2 separate regions of the Mus musculus genome follow, and region 1 is linked to region 2. Evidence: chromatin loops called from intact Hi-C (ENCODE). Cell type or tissue: heart. All regions are shown on one strand. Links, peaks and the distances in the headings refer to the core of each region. The heading gives the core; the rest is flanking DNA.

The links. A loop is a pair of places that touch in the nucleus more often than their neighbours do. Peaks named below come from ENCODE experiments on the same cell type or tissue, not always from the same donor. Only the 100,000 strongest peaks of a DNase experiment are listed, where the experiment ranks them.
Region 1: a loop joins it to region 2, with 5 times the contacts of the local background. A loop is called at or near these places in 2 of 42 quality-filtered maps.

What each region holds. Positions count from the first base shown.
Region 1 is chr4:81,842,584-81,853,360 of GRCm38, forward strand. No RefSeq gene overlaps it. Among named protein-coding and RNA genes, the nearest start is that of Gm46886, 86 kb to the right of the region's middle. In heart, for the core only: no CTCF peak of the experiment used is centred there; no DNase peak of the experiment used is centred there.
Region 2 is chr4:82,545,530-82,556,306 of GRCm38, forward strand. It overlaps Gm11266 (predicted gene 11266), which reads left to right. Exons shown (of 2, transcript NR_137202.1): 2 at 707-1,763. Among named protein-coding and RNA genes, the nearest start is that of Gm11267, 37 kb to the right of the region's middle. In heart, for the core only: no CTCF peak of the experiment used is centred there; a DNase peak (open chromatin) is centred at 6,952.

The DNA of each region.
Region 1 (10,777 bases), core at 3,020-8,019, 700 kb before region 2:
TATTCATTCATTTAAATAGACATTCACTCATTCCGTTCATATATTTTCAACTTTAAGTGTTTTCTCCACTGTCAAAAGGCAACTGCAACTCCAGTGGCTTTAATGTCCTGCATACAGGGTCGTTCTTGTCCTCCAAAGGCAAATGAGGAAAAGTGACTGTAGGGGTAAGGGTTGGAAGGCCCTATGCATCCTGAACATGATCCACTATGAAAGTGTTCTTACTGCAGCATAGAGTTTCAAGCAACACTGGGAAGTTCAAGTCAAGGATTAGAAGAAAAATATTGAAACTACGATAGTAGAAAGTCTGTAATTAACTATCAAACAGCTGGTACAGAAAAAAAATATTCTAAACATTAACAGGGAGCGGGGGGAGGAAGCATCTCATTTGAGGATGGTTCAGTTTTGATGTGCAAACTGGGTGAGAACAGTCAAAAAGCCCAAGGAGTAAAACCATTTCTGGTCTGTAGAATCACTTTGAGACAAAGATCTTATTTTAGTCTTTACTTCTGGACAGATTTAGTTTCAACACTAGCCTTTTCTGCCACTGCCTAAGTTAGCACTTCTATATCTTGGTTGGTATCATATTGTTCTAGGGGTATTATCAGTATTGTATTTGTACTGTCAAATTTTCTGCCCTTTCAATGATGTTTCTTGGACCTGGGGGGAGGTGATCTATATGTTCATTTAGATGTCATCTTTTTTTTTTAATTAGGTATTTTCCTCGTTTACATTTTCAATGCTATCCCAAAGGTCCCCCATACCCACCCCCCCAATCCCCTACCCACCCACTCCCCTGGCCCTGGCGTTCCCCTGTACTGGGGCATCTAAAGTTGGCAAGTCCAATGGGCCGCTCTTTGCAGTGATGGCCAACTAGGCCATCTTTTGATACATATGCAGCTAGAGACAAGAGCTCCCGGGTACTGGTTAGTTCATATTGTTGTTCCACCTATAGGATTGCAGTTCCCTTTAGCTCCTTGGGTAATATCTCTAGCTCCTGCATTTGGGGCCGTGTGACCCATCCAATAGCTGACTGTGATCATCCATCTTTCTATTCTCAACATTTTGCCTTGTTATGAGTTAGTGTATGAGTTCTGAACATAATGCAAAAAGAACATTTTCTGGACAAGGGAAAGTCCAACACTGAACTATGCCCAGAAATATGAACATTTAGAAGGCCATTTGGCTACTTATATCTATTTAGTTTAATATCAGTTTAAAAATCTGCATCCTCAGACCAGAGAGTCAGGGGATGGAGCTGAAGACCCAATGTCCTTCCAGAGCATCCTCTTGAGAATGCAAGGTCTTTCCCCTGGCTTCTTTTTCATGACCCCTTCCAATATTTCAAGCAGTTGTGGACCAAGCCTTCACTCTGCGAGAAGTTTTGGGGAATCCAACCAACACAACTATAAATGAATCCCCCGCCTTCCTTTTCACCCCACTTTCCATCCTTGTTTTGTTCCTTGTTATATAATACATAATATAACACCTATAATCAGTTTCTGTGTTTGTGTTTTCCCCCTAATTTTATTATACTAATCACTCTAGCCTACTGGCAATATTACTTTTGAAACTTCCCTTTGAAAGTAATTATGTATTTGCATTTATTTATAAGAAATAGTAAACCTAACCTTTACCACATCTCCCAATTACTACTGTCCTGTAAAATCTCAATGAAACCTAACATCCATCAAAACATACTTTACTGCCATGGCTGCTCTCTCTCCTATGTTTGCCACCACTGTTGTCATTTCTATTATTTTATCAGTTTAAGACTATTGTGTAAATAAAATCATATTTTATATGTAAACTTTAAAGGATGCTCTTTATTGAGCAATCAGAACTTTAGCTCACACAAAAGCATGTCCACAGAAATTTACTATGCATTTTTTGTATAGTTAGCCCATACTTCAGGAAAACACAAACAGATTTCCTTCAATGCATGAATGAATGGAAAAACCGTGGTACAACCATACACATAGCCTACATAGGTTCAATAAATAAATCTCATGAAACACAACTTTATTTATCTGATATTAATTTAAAATTCCATCTTGCTTTATGTTTGCATGTTATGTCTTATTCTATCAATTGCTTGTACCTTTCCAAATATTTGTTGCAGTTATTTGAGTTTGCTATAGATATACAGCACATAGTGGGACCATCCATTCTCCTAATTTCCTTCTTTCTTTTTTTTTAATTAGGTATTTTCCTCGTTTACGTTTCCAATGCTATCCCAAAAGTCCCCCATACCCACACCCCCACTCCCCTACACACCCACTCCCCCTTTTTGGCCCTGGCGTTCCCCTGTACTGGGGCATATAAAGTTTGGAACTCCAATGGGCCTATCTTTCCAGTGATGGCCGACTAGGCCATCTTTTGATACATATGCAGCTAGAGACAAGAGCTCCCGGGTACTGGTTAGTTTATATTGTTGTTCCACCTATAGGGTTGCAGTTCCCTTTAACTCCTTGGGTACTTTCTCTAGCTCCACCATTGGGGGCCCTGTGATCCATCCAATAGCTGACTGTGATCATCCACTTCTGTGTTTGCTAGGCCCCGGCATAGTCTCACAAGAGACAGCTATATCTGGGTCCTTTCAGCAAAATCTTGCTAGTGTATGCAATGGTGTCAGCGTTTGGAAGCTGATTATGTGATGGATGCCCGGATATGGCAATCACTAGATGGTACATCCTTTCGTCACAGCTGCAAATTTTGTCTCTGTAACTCCTTCCATGGGTGTTTTGTTCCCATTTCTAAGAAGGGGCAAAGTGTCCACACTTTGGTCTTCGTTCTTCTTGAGTTTCACACGTTTAGCAAATTGTATCTTATATCTTGGGTATCCTAAGTTCTTGGGCTAATATCCACTTATCAGTGAGTACATATTCTGTGATTTCCTTTATGATTGGGTTACCTCACTCAGGATGATGCCATCCAGGTCCATCCATTTGCCTAGGAATTTCATAAATTCATTCTTTTTAATAGCTGAGTAGTACTCCATTGTGTAGATGTACCACATTTTCTGTATCCATTCCTCTGTTGAGGGGCATCTGGGTTCTTTCCAGCTTCTGGCTATTATAAATAAGGCTGCTATGAACATAGTGGAGCATGTGTCCTTCTTACCGGTTGGGACATCTTCTGGACATATGCCCAGGAGAGGTATTGAGGGATCCTCCGGTAGTACTATGTCCAATTTTCTGAGGAACCGCCAGACTGATTTCCAGAGTGGTTGTACAAGCTTGCAATCCCACCAACAATGGAGGAGTGTTCCTCTTTCTCCACATCCTCGCCAGCATCTGCTGTCACATGAATTTTTGATCTTAGCCATTCTGACTGGTGTGAGATGGAATCTCAGGGTTGTTTTGATTTGCATTTCCCTGATGATTAAGGATGTTGAACATTTTTTCAGGTGCTTCTCTACCATTCAGTATTCCTCAGGTGAGAATTCTTTGTTCAGCTCTGAGCCCCATTTTTTAATGGGGTTATTTGATTTTCTGGAGTCAACCTTATTGAGTTCTTTATATATATTGGATATTAGTCCCCTATCTGATTTAGGATAGGTAAAGATCCTTTCCCAATCTGTTGGTAGTCTTTTTGACTTATGGACAGTGTCTTTTGCCTTGCAGAAGCTTTGCAGTATTATGTGGTCCCATTTATCGATTCTCGATCTTACAGCACAAGCCATTGCTCTTCTATTCAGGAATTTTCCCCCTGTACCCATATCTTCGAGGCTTTTCCCCACTTTCTCCTCTATAAGTTTCAGTGTCTCTGGTTTTATGTGGAGTTCCTTGATCCACTTAGATTTGACCTTAGTACAAGGAGATAGGAATGGATTGATTCACATTTTTCTACATGTTAACAACCAGTTGTGCCAGCACCATTTGTTGAAAATGCTGTCTTTTTTTCCACTGGATGGTTTTACCTCCCTTGTCAAAGATCAAGTGACCATAGGTGTGTGGGTTCATGTCTGGGTCTTCTATTCTGTTCCATTGGTCTACTTGTCTGTCACTATACCAGTACCATGCAGTTTTTATCACAATTGCTCTATAGTACAGCTTTAGGTCAGCCATGGTGATTCCACCAGAGGGTCTTTTATCCTTGAGAAGAGTTTTTGCTATCCTAGGTGTTTTGTTATTCCAGATGAATCTGCCCATTGCGCTTTCTAATTCGTTGAAGAATTGAGTTGGAATTTTGATGGGGATTGCATTGAATCTGTAGATTGCTTTTGGCAAGATAGCCATTTTTAGTATATTGATCCTGCCGATCCATGAGCATGGGAGATCTTTCCATCTTCTGAGATCTTCTTTAATTTCTTTCTTCAGAGACTTGAAGTTCTTATCATACAGATCTTTCACTTCCTTAGAGTCACGCCAAGGTATTTTATATTATTTGTGACTATTGAGAAGGGTGTTGTTTCCCTAATTTCTTTCTCAGCCTGTTTATCCTTTGTGTACAGAAAGACTTGTTTGAGTTAATTTTATATCCAGCTACTTCATTGAAACTGTTTATCAGGCTCCTTCATCTTTTTTAATCGGGGCATTTACACTGTATTAATTCTGTGTAATTATCAATATTTTAGAGATTAAAGATAATTTTTATTCTCTTTTGCACTCATTCGTTCTGTTCTTGTTTCTCTGTACATGCTTTTTATGAAATGAATGAACATTTTTTATATATTATCTTTATTTTTTAAATTAAAAAGTATTATACAAAGCAATGGGTTTCATTGTGTGTGAGAGAAATAGAGACAGAGACAGAGACAGAGACTATACATTGCTAACTTCATTCCCCTCTCTTCCTTCCTTCCTCTATAACCCTTTTTCTTTTCATTAACCTACTCTTGTTGGACTCATTATTCTCCCCAAACATTGTCTGCAGCTTTTATGTCATCCATGTTTCATAATGCTTTCTGTTTCCCTTTCCTACCTCCTGCAATATCTCTTTCTCCTTACTGGACTTTGCTCTATTGTCAGTTCGTTACTTGGAGTGAGTAAACATTTATTTTTGTTTCTCCAGGAATAGTGTCATACAACAAAGACTTCTCCGTGTACTGAGATGTGACTTCTGTCTCTAAGACAATTTGCAGATGTTGGGATGAATGAGCTTAGTTATGTTGCATGGTCTTAAGCTGACCATGGATTTGCTTTATGAGACTTTTATTGAGAGTGTTTGCATCTCTAGTTCTCAGGGAGCTTGCAATATATTTTTCACTTTCACTGTGTCCTCATCTAGTTCTAGTAACAGGCAATGCTGGCTCTATAGAATGGGCATGATAGTGAACTTTCCATTTATATTTTATGAACAGTTTTTAGGAGCATTCGTATTAGTGGTTCTTTAAGAGTTTGTAGAATTCAATGGTACTGGACTTTTCTTTGAAGGGTAGCTTTATTACTACTTCAATATCATTGCTTAGTATCGGTCTGCTTAAGATGTGTATAATCTTACTTTCAGTAGGGCAGGCTATATGTATCTAGTAATTTATGCACTTTTACCCCAGATTTCCCAAGGGACTTTTTTAATGCCTATTTTCAAATCATTACTTAGAAATCATCTATATTTCACCAGAATGTGTTTTTAAAAATTCTCTATCACCTCTAATTATTTTAGTTTGGTTTTTCTCTGTAATTTTCTTCATAGCTAGTTTGGCTAGCAATTTTGTTTTATTTTATTTTATTTTATTTTATTTTATTTTATTTTATTTTATTTTTGTTAAGAGTAAGAGAGGAAATGCCTAGCCTAGTAGAGACTTGATGTGCCAGAGGTGGAGGATACCCAGGGTGACTCCACCCACTCAGAGGAAAGGGGAAGGGAGATGGGGGAGGAACTCTTTTAGAGGGGAGGCAGTGAATCGGCTTAAAGTGAAAAATCAATCAATCAATCAATCAATCAATCAATCAATCAATACATCAATAAATAAACAATCCATTCAGTTGAGAGGATTGCACACTTTTAATCCCAGGACTCCAGAGCCAAAGCTACCCAGAGAAATCCTTTCTGGTAAAACAAAACAACAAGACAAAACAAAATCACCAGCCCTTGTCACAGTTGTTTTGTGCATTACTCTGTTTCCATTTCATTGATTTTTGTGCTGATATTTATTATTTCTTGCTATTTAATACTTTTTAGTTTGAATTGACTTTGCTTGAAGATATTTTCTTTGTGGCCGGAAATGGGAACTATTTTTGAAATGTGGGCTCCTAAGAAGAATATGTATTGCTGGATAAAATATTCTATAAGTAACTCTTTAGTCTACTTGTCTTATGATGTATTTTACTCTGATGTTTCTTTGTTGAGATTTAGAAGGGATGACCTATTTAGGGATGAGAGTCAGGTATTTGAAATCACCCACTATTTTGCATTAGAGCTTGTCAGATATTTCCAACTATTGTGCCCGATAGTTTTTGTTTTATAGAATTGAAAGACTCAACATTCAGTGCATTTACATTTATATTTGTTATATCATTTTGCTGTTATCAAGAGATGTTTATTAAATCCTATAATTGTCTTAGTTGTTTTCTAACTTGGTTGAATTGATTATTTGTTCATTTATTTCTCTCCTATCTACATCTAGGTTTTAATTGCTTACTGTGTTAGCTATGATGAGTTCTCTCCTAGTTCCTGTTTCTTTAGTCATTTTTCCATAAACTTTATACTTCCTATGCATCCATGACTGAGATTTTCTCCCTATTCCCTATACTGTGATCCTCTGAGCATCTTTTGTAGTGCTCTCTTGGTTGTCATGACCTGCCTTAATTATGCTTATCCTGAAACACCCCTTTTCTTACATCAATATAAAAAGAAGCTTAGCTTATCTGGAAATGATTGTATGTGCCTTTATTCCCAGCATTCTGGAGTCAGTGGCAGGCAGATCTCTATTATTTGGTGGTAACCCGTTCTACTTCAGTTCCAGGCTAGCCAGGGCTATAGTAAGTGTGACCCTATCAGAGAACTAGACAAATATGCATGAATATAAACATGTGATGATGATGATGATGAGAAGGAGGAGGAGGAGGAGGATGACAATGATAATGATGATGATAAGAAGAGGATATAGAGGAACTGCAGGAGCCATCTTGCTTCCGTGACTCCACCAAAAAGTAGTCTGCACAGGTGACAGTATGCACACAGAAGCTGACAGCTTCTGAGACAGGCGGGAGCCACAGAGCTTCTGAGGCAGCTCCCTTTTCGGGCTCCAGACATCCGACCACCTTCCCGCCCAGAGGACAGGTGTCCACCTGGCCCGGGAGGCTTTTGCCTCAGGAACGGTGGGAGCCATCTTGGTTCAGGGACTCCACAACAATATGAACTAACCAGTACCCCCCAGAGCTCGTGTCTCTAGCTGCATATGTATCAGAAGATAGCCTAGTTGGCCATCAGTGGAATGAAAGGCCCATTGGTCGTGTAAACTTTATATTCCTCAGTACAGGGAAATGCTAGGGCCAAGAAGTGGGAGTGGGTGATTGGGGGATTGGGTGGGGAATCATGTGGGGGACTTTTGGGATAGCATTGGAAATGTAAATTTAATAAATACCTAATTAAAAAAAAGAAGACAAGCTTCTCTCACACACATATCCACCAAGTATCTTGCTTCATCTGTTTCTTAGGGGAACCAAAGTGAGGGCTAAAATAATAGTGTGAGGGCAATGCACCACTCCAAGCAAAGAAAGAAAGACATACTTCCAGGCTGATGTCAGAGAATTGGCACATAAATAGGTGTGTGTAGCATTTTATTTTTGTTGTTGTTGTTTTTTATGTTACAAGAAGTTTTTTGATGCTTTAAAGGACAATTTTACAAATAACTACATACTAAACAAATGGCACCTTATCAATTGAGGTGCTTTCCAGGAAGTCATGCACTGACTAGAACATGAATATTAACCCAAGTGAAATATCTTCTAAGAAGGACGTGAGCCATGGTCCTGCCTCCAGGCTGGCCCAGTGCGGACTGCCCATTGGCAAGTCTGAATAACCTGACAAAGCTGGCTGGTTAATCAGTGTCCTCTTGAAAGTCCAAAACACCTGTCATTTCCTGGACACTGCATAGGAAGCACATGCGTTTTCCTGATATCTTAGGTGTGGTATACCCAATATGCTTGCCTGTAATATCCCATAAAATATGCATGAGTAGCCCTCCATACTCTTGAGGGAACTGAAGTTTAGACACACTAAGAGTCTTCTACTGGATCACACTATTCGACAGTGACGAAATATAGGGCTCTCAGTTATACCATCTGTATAATTCAAAGTACTTATTTTTAAAAGAGGTGTTTCTATGGGTAAACAGAAGTCAGTAGTGACATGCTGGTAAAAATAATGATTTTTTTCCTAAAGATATTTTAATAATAGAATTCTTTGTGGAGTTGAATGTAAATGTGTGTGTGCATGTGTTGGCAGTAAAGGTGCCCATAGAGCTCAGAGGCCAGGGAATAGAACACTTGCAGCTAGAGTTACAGGCATATATGAGCCACTGGATGGTTTGTGGGTATTGGAATCTGAATTCTGGCTCTGATAGAGCAATAAGCACTCTTCACAACTGAGCCATCTCCTCAGCTATGAGGGGGAATTTTGTTTGTTTGATTGTTTGTTTGTTTGTTTTTGTTTTTTCAAGACACGGTTTATCTGTGTAGTCCTGGCTGTCCTGGAGCTCACTCTGTAAACCAGGCTTGCCTTGAACTCAGAAATCCACCTGCCTCTGCCTCCCAAGTGCTGGGATTAAAGTCATTTGCCATCACTGCCCGGCAAGGGGGAAATTTTTATCTTGACAGTAAATCAGTCTTCTTCAGTACAGTTCTTTGTCTTTGTCTTTAACATGGGTATTAACATTAGCACAAATTAAAAAAAATAATAAGAAATATATATATATATATATATATACATATATATATATATATATATATATGAGGGCAGTTTAGGCTGTGGTGGATAGTTTTATGTCAACTTGACACAAGTAGAGTCATTTGAGAAGTGGGGGCCTCAATTAAGAAAATGTTCCCAAACAAATTGGAAAGCCTCTGTTACATTTTCTTAATAAATGATTGATATGGAAGGCCGCAGTCCAATTTGAGTAGTTCTACTCCTGGGCAGGTAGTCCTGGGGTATATAAAAGTGCAGGCTGAGCAAGTAATGGGGAACAATCCAGTAAGCAGCACTCTTCCATTGCCTGTGCTTCAAATCCTGTCTTCAAGATCTTGCCCTGGGTGAGTTCCTGCCCAGATTCCCATTAATGGAAGGTGTCTTTTCCTCTGCTGCCTGTTTCCAGTGCTGAGATGAGATTTTCAAGTTAATATCGCCCCACTTGTCCATTTTCACTCTTGCTGTGTGTTTTGATATGATTTGTAAGAATTGTTGAGACTAAGTGTCATGAAGATATTTTCTTCTGGCACCTTTATCATTGTATGACTTTGTATTTACAGGTAATTCTTTACAGTTGTTTTATGTGCACGCTATAAGGTAAGAATCCAAATCCATAATCAATTTTCCCAGTGCTAGTTATTGTAGAGGTGGTTCTCTGGCTATTGTTTACTCCTGGCATCATTTTCAAAGATCAGTAGATCGGTCATGGCTAAGTTGAGGGAGTTCACCGAGTTTCTCAGGGTCGCCTTGTCTCACTTGTAGCAGTTTCCTAGTGTTTTCACTACTATTTCTCTCACAAAACAGAGTTATTGACCTTATGTTCTGGAATAATAAACCTGTTAGAATTGCTTTTTCTGCTTTCAAACACGTCATTAGAATTCTGATAGCGATTGAATTGAATCTAAAAACTTTAATAATACATATTCACGACCCACAGCCATTCTATTTCTTCTTTGAGCAATGCTTTAATGGGGTTTTCTTTCTTTGTTTCTTCTTCTTCTTCTTCTTCTTCTTCTTCTTCTTCTTCTTCTTCTTCTTCTTCTTCTTCTTCTTCTTCTTCTTCTTCTTCTTCCTCTTCCTCCTCCTCCTCCTCTTCCTCTTCTTCTCCTTCTCCTCCTCCTTCTTCCTCCTTTCTCCCCTTCCACATTTCTTTATCTATTCATATTCATACTTCAGCATACATACGGAAGTCAGACAACTCGTGAGAATACATTTTTTTTCTCCTCTGCTATGTGGGTCCAAGGGATCAAACTGCAGTTATCCACCTTGATGGCCAGTGCCAGCCCCACTGAGCTCTTTCCAAGATTTAGTGGACAAATTATTGACTTCTTATTTAAGTTAGCTGTTATATAACTTATTTTAATGCTATTAGAAATATAATCATTTTCTTAATTTCTATCTTGTTCTTATTAGTATATGCAAACGAACCTGCTCATTTTGTTTGCTTCTTTGTTTTTCTATAGATTTTGTGACCTGAAACTGAATTCATTTATAATTTCCAGTAGATAGTGTGTAGTGTTTTTGTATGCTATCACATGTATATATGCTCTTTAGAATTTCAGAATTTCGTATATATGGAAAACAGTCTATGAAACAATGTAATTTTTACTTTTTCAATTTTGATGCCTTTATAATTGCATATTATTTATTTTACTATTTCTTTTTTAACTGAGGAAGATTTTGTTTTCTCTAAGCATGGCATATGAGTTTAGTTGTGGAACTTTCATATTTGACCTTTATAATATTGAAGCAATTTTATTCTATTCTGAGTGGTAGACTGTTTTAATCCTGAATGTGTATTGAATTTTTTAGATACATTGGATCAGATGCACATGCAGTTAGCGGACTTGCTCTCTTGATGTGGTATATTACATTTATCGATTATAGTTAGTCTATCCATCTTGGCACCCCAGAGATAAACCCCATT
Region 2 (10,777 bases), core at 3,888-8,887:
TTCAGGTTCCTATTTTGACATCCCTACAACGATTGACTATAACCCTGAATTATAGGTTGAATAAATCCCTTTCCCTGTATGGTGTATATTACTTTTGGTCAGAGTGTTTTTATCACAGTATCAGAAATAAAACTGAGATTAAAAACAAAAAAAAAAAAACAAAAAACAAAACAAACAAACAACCCACCTCTGCTCCCTCTATGCTGAACTGTTCCTAGGTTCCTTACAGGGATCCCAGTTGGGATGAGTTTGGAGGATAAATAAGCCTCGGACCACCTGTGCGTGGAAATGTGCAGCCTTAGTCACGTACTATAGATGAACAGTAAGATATCTTTCCATTTCCTGGAGCATGTCATAGCAGGAGGTTAGAGTCTAGAAGAAAAAGGTTTAGATCCCATTTAAAGTATTGCAGCTATCAGTGAGACCGGGCCATGGGGCTGTTTTGGAGGCCCCTGCTTTTCTGGATATGTGTTGATTTATAAAGCACGCTGACAATAAGGTAGTGGAATGTTTGGACTCGAGGTCTGCTTTGCTAGTATTTCCACCCAGCACTAACCAGAGAGTGTAAATTTCAAAAGGAGTTATTTCTTATGCATGTTTTATGCCTATTCCCTCCAGGGAATAAATGAAAACTTGTTTGAGACACTCTGCATTCCTTGGAAGAAGGTCGCTATACATTAATATAGAGCTCTCTTTTTCTTTGCAGGCCCAGGACACACAGGACGGATGTTTCCAAGTCACTCGAGGGACACATGCCTGTGTCTCAGAAGTTGCTTCCCTGCCTCTACTCTGTGAATTTCCCAAACTCTCTAACTCTGATTCATCTTCATTCACTCTTCCCTGTAGTTTGTGTGTAAAGAGCCCTTAAAGCAATATGGTGGAGGGTAAGAGTTGTGAGCCGGTGGCAGGCAAGGCCTAAACTTGGTACAGCAAAGGAAATTTCGTGGTACTTGCTCCTGAGTCTGGGAATCACAGGCTAGCCAGCCTCTCCCCTATTACTAGGAAACAGTAGAACTTAGGGAAATGGATGATTCCATGTTTAAGAGGCCTGAAATTGTATACTTGGCATTTCTGATTTCAGTTCTAAAATTCTGTCCCTTCGTCATAGAGAAAATGAGAAATGTAGTTACAACTTTTCATTACAAAAACGTTGCATTAAGAGAAATGGAGAATCATGCCCACATAAAACATGTATAGAAGTGTTCATGATTTGATCAGGGCTGGGGATATAGCTCAGACATCCGGCGCTTGCACAGCAATGTGCATAACCCAAGGTTCAAGCCCCAGCACTGACAAAGAGAAGCAGAAGGAGCGGAGGTATTCACAGCAGCCTTTTCAATATAGGCATGAAAGGGAGAGTTTACATGCCGGTTGAGGAATGGAGAGTGTAAAATGGCTTGTCTATAAAACTGGATTCTGGTCATCAGTAGAGAGGTCTGAAGTGATAGATATGGTGGATGAGTCTTTAAACATCTTCCTGAGTAATGAAGCCAACCAGAAGAAAGGCAGATACTCCGTATCTCTGGAGTATATAGGTAAACCATTATAGAGAAAAAGCACCATACTGGTTACCTGGACTTGGAGTGATGAACAGACTTTGGGAGACAGCAGAGTGGAACAGAATTTACTTGAGTGGTGATAAAAAAAAAAGTTCTTGAATTAACGGAAGTGATGCTTGCTCCACTTGATTGCTGCATTTAAAAACCACTGAATTTTACCTTTGGATGGGTGAATTCATTGTATTTCAATAAAGCCATGAATATAGATCTGGACTGTCTTTCTTTCTTTAAATCTAATTGCCTTCTGAAAGTGCTTCTAAAATTAAAAAGCAGATACTACAAGTAGAAACGAGAATGTAAACAACAACAGCAACAGCAACAAAAACCAACCAAAAACCAAAAAATCAGTGGGCTTCCTGGAAAGGTTCTGACCTGAACATCAATGACTACCCACAATGCACATACCTGTGTCTTCTCTAAACTTAAAGGATTTCTATTGCTACAAAATCATTAGAATATATTTAAAAGGTATCTAGAGAGATAGCCCATTGTGGTGAAGAGCGCGCACTGCTCCTGCAATGGGCCTTTCAAAGGTATGGTTTTTATTGTTCTGACTTAACATCATGACCAAGGACAGGTTGGGGAAGAACGGGCTTCCTTGTCTTACACTTCTGCATTGTACTGCATCACAGAAGGAAATTAGGACAGGATCGCAAGCAGGGCGGGAACCTGGAGGCAGGAGTTGGTGCAGAGGCCAGAGAGTAGTGTTCTTTACTGGCTTGCCCAACCTGCTTTCTTATAGAACCCAGGACCAGCCCAGTATTGGTACCACTCACAATGGGCCAGGCTCTCCCCCATCAATCACTAAGTAAGAAAATGCCCTATAGCCCTACAGTATGAAGGCATTTCTCGATTGAGGCTCTCTCCTTTCAGATAACTCTAGCTTGCACCAACTTGAAATAAAACTCAGCAGCACAACGGACCCGTTGCCAGCTTGACACACAAGCACATCATCGCTGACACATAACTTTTCCTTTCTTGTGCTTTCACAAGATCACACATTAATATCAACATTACAATACAAGTATTCCAAAATTTTAAAGTTCCATGGTCCTTTAAAAGAAAAAATCAATCTCTTTGAATTAGCCAGTCTCTAAAAATCCAAAGTCTCATAAAATTCAAAGTCTTTCAACTGTGGGCTCCTGTGAAATCAAAAGTAAATTAAATAGTTTCTCGCTTCAAGAGGGAAGAACCAGGGAACAGTCACCATTGGAATAAGGCAAAACAAACTTCAACAGTATAAATAGCTTAATGACCAATGTCTGGGATTCACTCACAGTCTTCTGGGCTCCTCCCAAGGGTTTGTATCACTTCCCTGGCTCTGCCCTCTGCAGCACACACAGCTTGTCTTCTAGGCTCCTGCTGGCTAAGTTCCTCCCCAGCTGCTGCTGTTCTTGGTGGCTATCCCATGGTACTGGCAGTCTTCTGTTTCAACTGGGCTGTGCTTTCATCAGTACCTTCTCACTGAGCTCTCTTCATGGTGCCAAACCTCAGCTTTTCTCCATGTCCCCTGCAATTGTGGGGTTTCAACTGCTACTGAGGCTGCACCATCTCCAATGGCCTATCCCGGCCTCTCACAGTGTCAAATCTCAGCTGCTTCTCATGACCCCTTCATGCCTTCAAAACCAGGACCACCTGGGCACCTCTTACACCACCAAGTTCAGTTATCAGCATAAGGTACAAATTTGGCCACCTCTGGAATACAAGTTCTTTGTGTAGACTCTGAGGAAATACTTCTCAGATTTCATTCACCTCAATGATGCTGGTCTCTACTTAATCACCTTAATCAAGGTTCATTTCTTAGCTCCGATTGATCAGCTTCTATTGTCCCAGCAAAGCAATGGTTTTACTTCATTGGCTCTGGTCTTTTGTTAATCACTGCCAATCCTTCGGCTAATCAGAACCACAAATTCTTAACTCAAAGTCTCCGTAGAGTCTTTGCTTCCCTCGGAAATAAGCCAGGCCCCCATTGTCTGAACTGCTCTCAAGATTATCTTCCAAGTACCTGCACAACCACCCATTGAGTTAACACTCAGTGGTTTTTCTAGCCCAAAGTTCTGAAGTCCTTCCACAACACTCTCCAACACAACCCAGACAGTTTTGTCACAGCAATGCCCCACTAGCCTGGTACCAACTTGTCTTATGGCTTCTATTGCTATGATGAAACGCCATAACCAAAAGCAAGTTGGGAATGAAAGGTTTTGTTTGGCTTATATTTCCACATCATAGTCCATCACTGAGGAAAGTCAGGACAGGATCTCAAGCAGGGCTGGAACCTGGAGACAGGAGCTGATGCAGAGACCATGGAGGAGTGCTGTTTACTGGCTTGCTCCACATGGCTGCACCTACTTTCTTATAGAAACAAGGACCCAGGGATGGCACCGCCCACAATGGGCTGGTCCCTCCCCAGCAATCACTAAATAAGAAAATGCTCTACAGTCTGATCTTATAGGGGCATTTTCTCTATTGAAGTTCTCTCCTTTCCGATAACTCTAGCTTATATCAAGTTGACATAAACTAGCCAGTACAGGGGCTGAGTTCAGTTCCCAGTGCCCATGTTGAATGCTCACTATCACCTGTAACTCCACCTTTCCTGGCCTTCACAGGTACCTGCACTTATATATGTGCACATACCCATACATAGATATACACATATGCACCTAAATAAATATAAGCAAATCTTTACATACCTAAGATATTTAAATGATTCTGAAGTTGATATATCGGGGTTCTCCTCCCCTCTTTTTTAGGTACTAACACTCCAACTTTCCCTGAAAGAAAGTGATAACTCCATTTTCAGTTTACATGCTGGGGTTACTGCTGACAGACTCCCTACCCTAGACACGATGACTCATGCTTCATCACTTGGCATATCCTGTCAAATGGAATGCCGACTGATGCCAGCTCACATTGACCCATATGATCCAATTGGGTCCAGACAGAAAGAGAACTCCTGAGCCGTTTGTTACATTCAATTGGTGTAACAATTTAAAGCACGTGAAATGAAATCAATGTAAAAGCCTCAAAAGGAGCAATGCTCCTGCCTCCTCCACTCCCCGTCCTTTCAGTTCATTATATTACCACCTGGGGTCTTGAGGCTACTAACATCTATTAGTGGAAAGACACGCTGTTGGCATCTCAAGTCCATGATCAGTGACTCCCCCTCAGTAGCTTGGCATTCATCATGGGGGCAGTACTGACGGAATGGGGCCAGTGCTATTGAGCAAGTTTCCCCTTTCTCGAGGAGGACATTGTTAAACATTGGCCAGCTATGGTGGGAGGGCGCCTAAAGATATGTCTAGATCCCATTTCCCAGAACTTGTAACTATAGCCTCATGGGAGAAAAAGCCCTTTGTTGCTGTAATTACATTAATCATTTTGATGAGATGACCTGTGTTATCAGACAAGGAGAAAACAAGGTGAAACATACATGCAGAGGAAGTGAGGGACTGTGTGACCACAGAGACTGAAGTTAGAATGGGATTGCCCACAAACCGAAAACATTCCCAGAGTCACCAGAAGCTGCCAGAGACAGAAACAGAATCTTCCCTCTAGTATCTAGAGGCAACGTGGCTCCACCCACACTGTGCTTTCAGACCCATGCTATCCAGAAAGAGTAAAGAATACATTGTGTTCTCTTAAGCTGCTTGAAGTTGGTAATAAGCTAGCTAATATGGGAGACTGCCATTGCAGTCTTGCCATGTGGTTTGGGGATGAGCACCTGGCTGTGTGCAGCAGGACAGAAAGTCGGCTTCTCCTGGGAAGCAAACTCTCCTTCTGCCGGGGTTTGCTGAGTGCTTTCACCTGCCACCATAGTGCCCAAGACAAAAATGGCGGAGGGGGAGGAAGCTGTGTCTCAGTGGGATTCTCCTGCCACTGTGGGTAAAGACATATATTAAATGAGTGAGTTAATTCCCCTTTATATCAATCTCCTAGACAACAATGCATCAATTTTTAGAGTGCATTTAAAAATGTTTACTTACACAGGACACAGGGAATGCATACACTGCTCTCTTTTAGTGGATGTGACAATTCTTTTAAATTAATTTTTATGATGGAGTCCATGATTTCTGGACAGTCCTAAATTCATGTAATGTAATTATTTTTTTCCCTAAGGAGTTGTTTAATATGCATTTAGATACTTATAATTCTTCCTGAGATAATATTTAAATGCTTTTACAAATCATACAAAACCATTTGGTTGCTGAAGTGCAACTTAGAGACAGAGCGTATACTTAGCTTGTGAGAAGCCTGGCTTGTATTCCTACTGCACATGCGTGGGTGCCTGCACACACATGCCCACACACATGCATACACATACACATAAAGAATAGGCAAAAGAAAGAGTGGGATATGGATTTTCAGAGGAAAATATTACATTATTATTTAGACTTTCTTATGGAGTAAAATATTATTTACCAAAAAGAAAATAGACAATTCTTAAGAACAAGCAAGCAAACAACTTTCTATAGATGGAGGGTTCCTCTTAGGCCATAAAACAGACATTGATACAACAACAGTATTTATTCACATCTGCTCTCCAGCCACCAAGATGTTTCAGGAGATTAGGATTATTTATTATGAAGCTAAAGAAAGCTGAGAGAAAATAAAAGCTTAGTTTTAAAACCTCCCACCCCATCCCACTCCCTGTGTTTATATAGTCACTATGTAGCTCTGGATCTTGCTGGACCAGGCTAACCTTAACCTTTCAGAGATCCACCTGCCTCTACCTCCCAAGGGTTGGAATTATATAAGCCCCATTGTAGCCTAGAAAACTGCAAACACGGCAACTCTATCCATGACAAAGGTAGACAGACTCAAAAAAGGTTTACAGGAAAGACTAGAACACACAAAAACAAGAACTTCTTTCCGTTAACAAAAAACCATTTTTCTGTATTTATTACTCATTCTCCATAACACTGGTCGCTAGCAGCCCTACAAGCCTGCCTTTTTCTCTAAAGCTAAAAGTGAACTCACCACCAAAGTTGAAATATAAGGAACTGGAAGAAATCAGTGATTTGTTTCTTGATGGTAACTTTACAGCAAAGATATGCGTTTCTTTACACTGAACTGTTTTCTTCATATGGAAATGGCTGATAGAGATCTAGGAATGGATATAATTAAGCACTGTGTGGCTCCTGCTCTAAGATGCTTTTTCTTTTGTTTGAAGTCCAGCAATTCAACATTTGCTCAGGAACCAGAGTTGAGGAGCAGAGTGAAGCCCTAGAGACATATCAAAGCTGCCTGGATAAAGGCTCGGGATGACTGCACTAGGGAACCATCCTGCCTTGGACCCAAATCGAGATTGATGACCTAATATATCTTTCCCAGCACTGACGGCCATAGTTTTATGAGCATCAAGAACTGGGTGCCTGCCATTGTCAACAAACAGAGCTTCTCTGGGGCTTTTCTAAGTGCAGACACCAAGAACCCCAAAGGCAGGCCACGGTCTCTCTGGGCCTCCCATTTTGCCACACGCATGCACGTGGGATAAATCTCTGCTTTGAAGGATGGTCCTGCAGGAAAAGGAGGCGTGGCTATTGCTCTCCCACACTGTCTTTGGGTGCAGAAATCTGTGATGCTGACTCCCTGAGACACCTACAGTGAAGATAATGAAGTTTAGGTTAATGGCTCTTCCTTCTCAGGGCTTCTCCCAAAGCCTGATTGTGTATTTGGGATTTTGAGTCCTCTATACTGAGTTCTCTTAATTGTATATAAGCTATAAAGCCCCCCCCCCCCCCAATGAAGACCTATTAGAGAAAGTACACCAAAATTTATCCAGATGAAAGCATAAAAATTAAGCACCAGGCTGGAGAGATGGCTCAGTAGTTAAGAGTGTTTGCTGATCTTCCAGAGGACTTGAGTTCAGTTCCCAGTACCCATGTAAGGAGCTTCACAGTTGCTTGTACCTGAAGCTCCAGGGGATCTAACTTCCTCTTCTGGCCTCTCTGACACCTCTACATGTGTCTTATATACACACAGGAACACATACATACACATAAACATGATTAAATATAATTACCTCTATCTTTTATGGGCATGCCTTCACCCCTGGCATGGCACCATCTGCCTAAGACTCCTTTTGTCTCTGGTTGTAAGTTGTACTCTCTTAACTATACAGCATCAAGCCACAGACTAGCCAGAGTTCAAGTTTCTCCACATCAGCTCCTCCCTATTTCCTTCTGGGGTAATAGTTGCTACAATGGCTCATAAACTCTGAACACTAGAACTTCCATGCATGGTATTTTCAGCTCTGGGGTCTCACTGTTTCCAGTGTCAGCTTGGTTTGCTTGCCAGTAAAGTCAATAGGTTTGGACTAGGCTTCCAGGCTTTGCAATGAGAGCTCCCAGAGGACCAGACTGTAGGAATGTTGGTGGATGTTATTCTGAATACAGAAGCGATGCTGTACATCTATGCACACACATATACATGCACACATAAAAGTAACTCTAAACAAAAAAAAAAATATGCAGCCTAGATAATGAAAATCTACAATTACACGGAGCTAAAAAGAGCAGATATTTTTTCCAAGACAACCATTAACATTTTACAAAACAAAAACAAAGCAAAAAAAAAAAAAATTCTAGTCTCAACAGTGTTTCATGTAGTCTGCAGAAAAGATCTTTTAAATCGCTTAATGGTCTGATTATACTGTATGCCAAACCATATTTTCCTTAACCACTTGCCTATTCTCACACAGGGGTTCTTTCCACTCTCTCTGTGACACATATTCCTGCAAGCATCGAGTTCCACTTGAGCACTTTGAACAGCTGTCAGCATGTTTCTCCACGATGAGTTCCCAGCAGGTGAATCATGATCAGATCAAGAGTTGGAACATTTCATTTTAATAGCTGTCATCAGACTAGCCACCAATAATTTTATATCTCTTTATACCCCTTGTGAAAGTAAGCATGAGAATTTTCTTCTGCTCTTAGAGTGGCTCTCAAGTCCTGTAATGTGTGTGTGTGTGTGTGTGTGTGTGTGTGTGTGTGTGTTTGTGTGTGTGTGTTTGTGTGTGTGTGTGTATCAGGAGTAAAGAGGTCCAGCCTATGTTTATTTTCTCTCTCTCTTTGTCAGGCGCTAACAATGACATCAGAAGAGTCCTCTTATCTTGATTAACTCTGCTCTAAGGGAGCCAGCAACTGGATAGACAACCACTTAATTTAAGAGGTTAAAAAAATTACAATCTCTTACTTGTCTCCTGATGAAGTTATTAGAGACAGCTTATCAGAGGGTAAATAGAAAGTGTGTCAAAGATAGAAAACTTTGTAACTGAATCGTTACAGATGTGCAAACTGATCGTGATTGTTGGCCTGCGGTTTTTTCAACACATTTGACCTAACAGCATATGTTTGTGTATGAGCAACTCTTGAATTTTATCTTTATGTCTATTTAATAAAAGTAGTTTTTTGTTTAAAAATATCTACTGTTTACTAGCACATGAAAAGAGAAGTGGAGGACATCTATTGAATGACATCTAGTGACCCTTAGTGAATGACAGGGTCTGCCAACTTCTGATCTTAGGTTGTTAAGAGCCATTGTGCTTACACCTCTGGTAGCAGGGCTGCACAGACACCGTCAGAAGATAGAGAGGTCATCTAGTCAGAAGATTGGAGGGCTGTTCTGCGGAGCTTTGGTGAGAGAGAGAGAGAGAGAGAGAGAGAGAGAGAGAGAGAGAGAGAGAGAGAGAGAGAGAGATTGACAAAGTAGTCAGACAGCAGGGGTTAAGGGTCTTAACTTGAGCAGCCTCACATCGACCTGCCTGGTGATCTAATTGTTTTATCGACTGTTTCATCTGGAGCAGACTGGCTTCTCGTTTTCCACAGTTGTGAGGTAGATATGAAATAATGCCCATTTCATAGAGCAGTGTGGGCTACTAACTAGCACTACCTGCAAACCACTTAGCCTAACCTTGCCCATGTCAAGCGCTCAGTACGTGTTTGGTATTTTATTGGGAAATTTTGCTTTGAAAAGAGATTTTGCTACTAAAATAAAGTTTTGAAACCGCTAATTTGTTTCTTGTCATCTCTACAATGAGGCAATTAATTCTGCATAACATTTTATTTATTTCCTGTTTCTCAGTGCAAAGGCTCTTTTCTTTCTCCAACTGTGTCTTAATTTTGTGGACAGTGCTAGAGGCTCTGAGAGTAAACTACCTTCCCACACACCAGCAGGCTCTGCTCCCACTTGAAGTGGCCAGAACATGGCTACTCTAACTTCAGTCCCATTGCTTTATAGAAGCATGATGGAACAAATGTTTCTTCTGCCCCGTGGGACAAGAGTCTCCCTGAGACCTGGAACAAGAACTTTGCTAGACCTTAGAAATCTTACTTAGGGGCCATCTTTTCCATAGTTCTATGAACACCTGAAAAGATTTCAGAAATATACATCTCTACTTTCTGAGACAGGCTGAGATTTTTAGTCTTGGCCAGATATCTTTAAACGGGAGAATTCACTCTACAGACATACATTCTTATCACTCCTTTGCTTACAAAAGCTTGTCTTTGTGTAGGGGAAGTTTTCAAGTCTTACTAATGAATCACAGACACAAGGCAGGAGGGAGAGAGCGTCTAGCATTTTCCTTTCTGACTGGTCTAATACGAGACCAGAAAGCTATTGAGTGAAGTAAAACCTCCCAGACTTTATCCTTTCTACCCAGGAACTCTTTCTGTGCCAGTCCTTGCAGCAGCCTGAGAGCCAGACATGGTTTTAGGCAGGGACTTTTCTGCGTCAGGGACACTCAGAGTCTGTGGTCGACTTAGGAACAAGTAGACATAGAAACTGTAGAATTAAGGGATGAAAACATCATTTAATGAAACCCCGCCCTCCAGACGCTCTTGATCAAAGTCTGTGCTTGCACTAAGACAATCGATCTACAGTTGCATACATAAAATTTTGGCAACACTCTGTCCTCAGTGCTTTCAACAGCGGCTTTAGCCCCCGAGTCTGGGCATCGTCCCAGAACTCGGATCCAGTTGCTTTACGCATACCAGAAGACACACCACCGCAGACGAGGCCCGTGCAACCACTTTCTTTTAACCTCGCGTCTGTGAGAAATTACTTTCCAAAAACATAAGTGAAACCCGATGTCTTCTCTGGGTGGTTATTTTTGCGCCTATGAAGTCAATAAAACTCTCCAGATTTATTAGACGGCCCTGCTGCGGAAGACAAGACCACTTCCTACTCCCTAGCGGAAATGTGGGTCTTTCCTTCCTCTA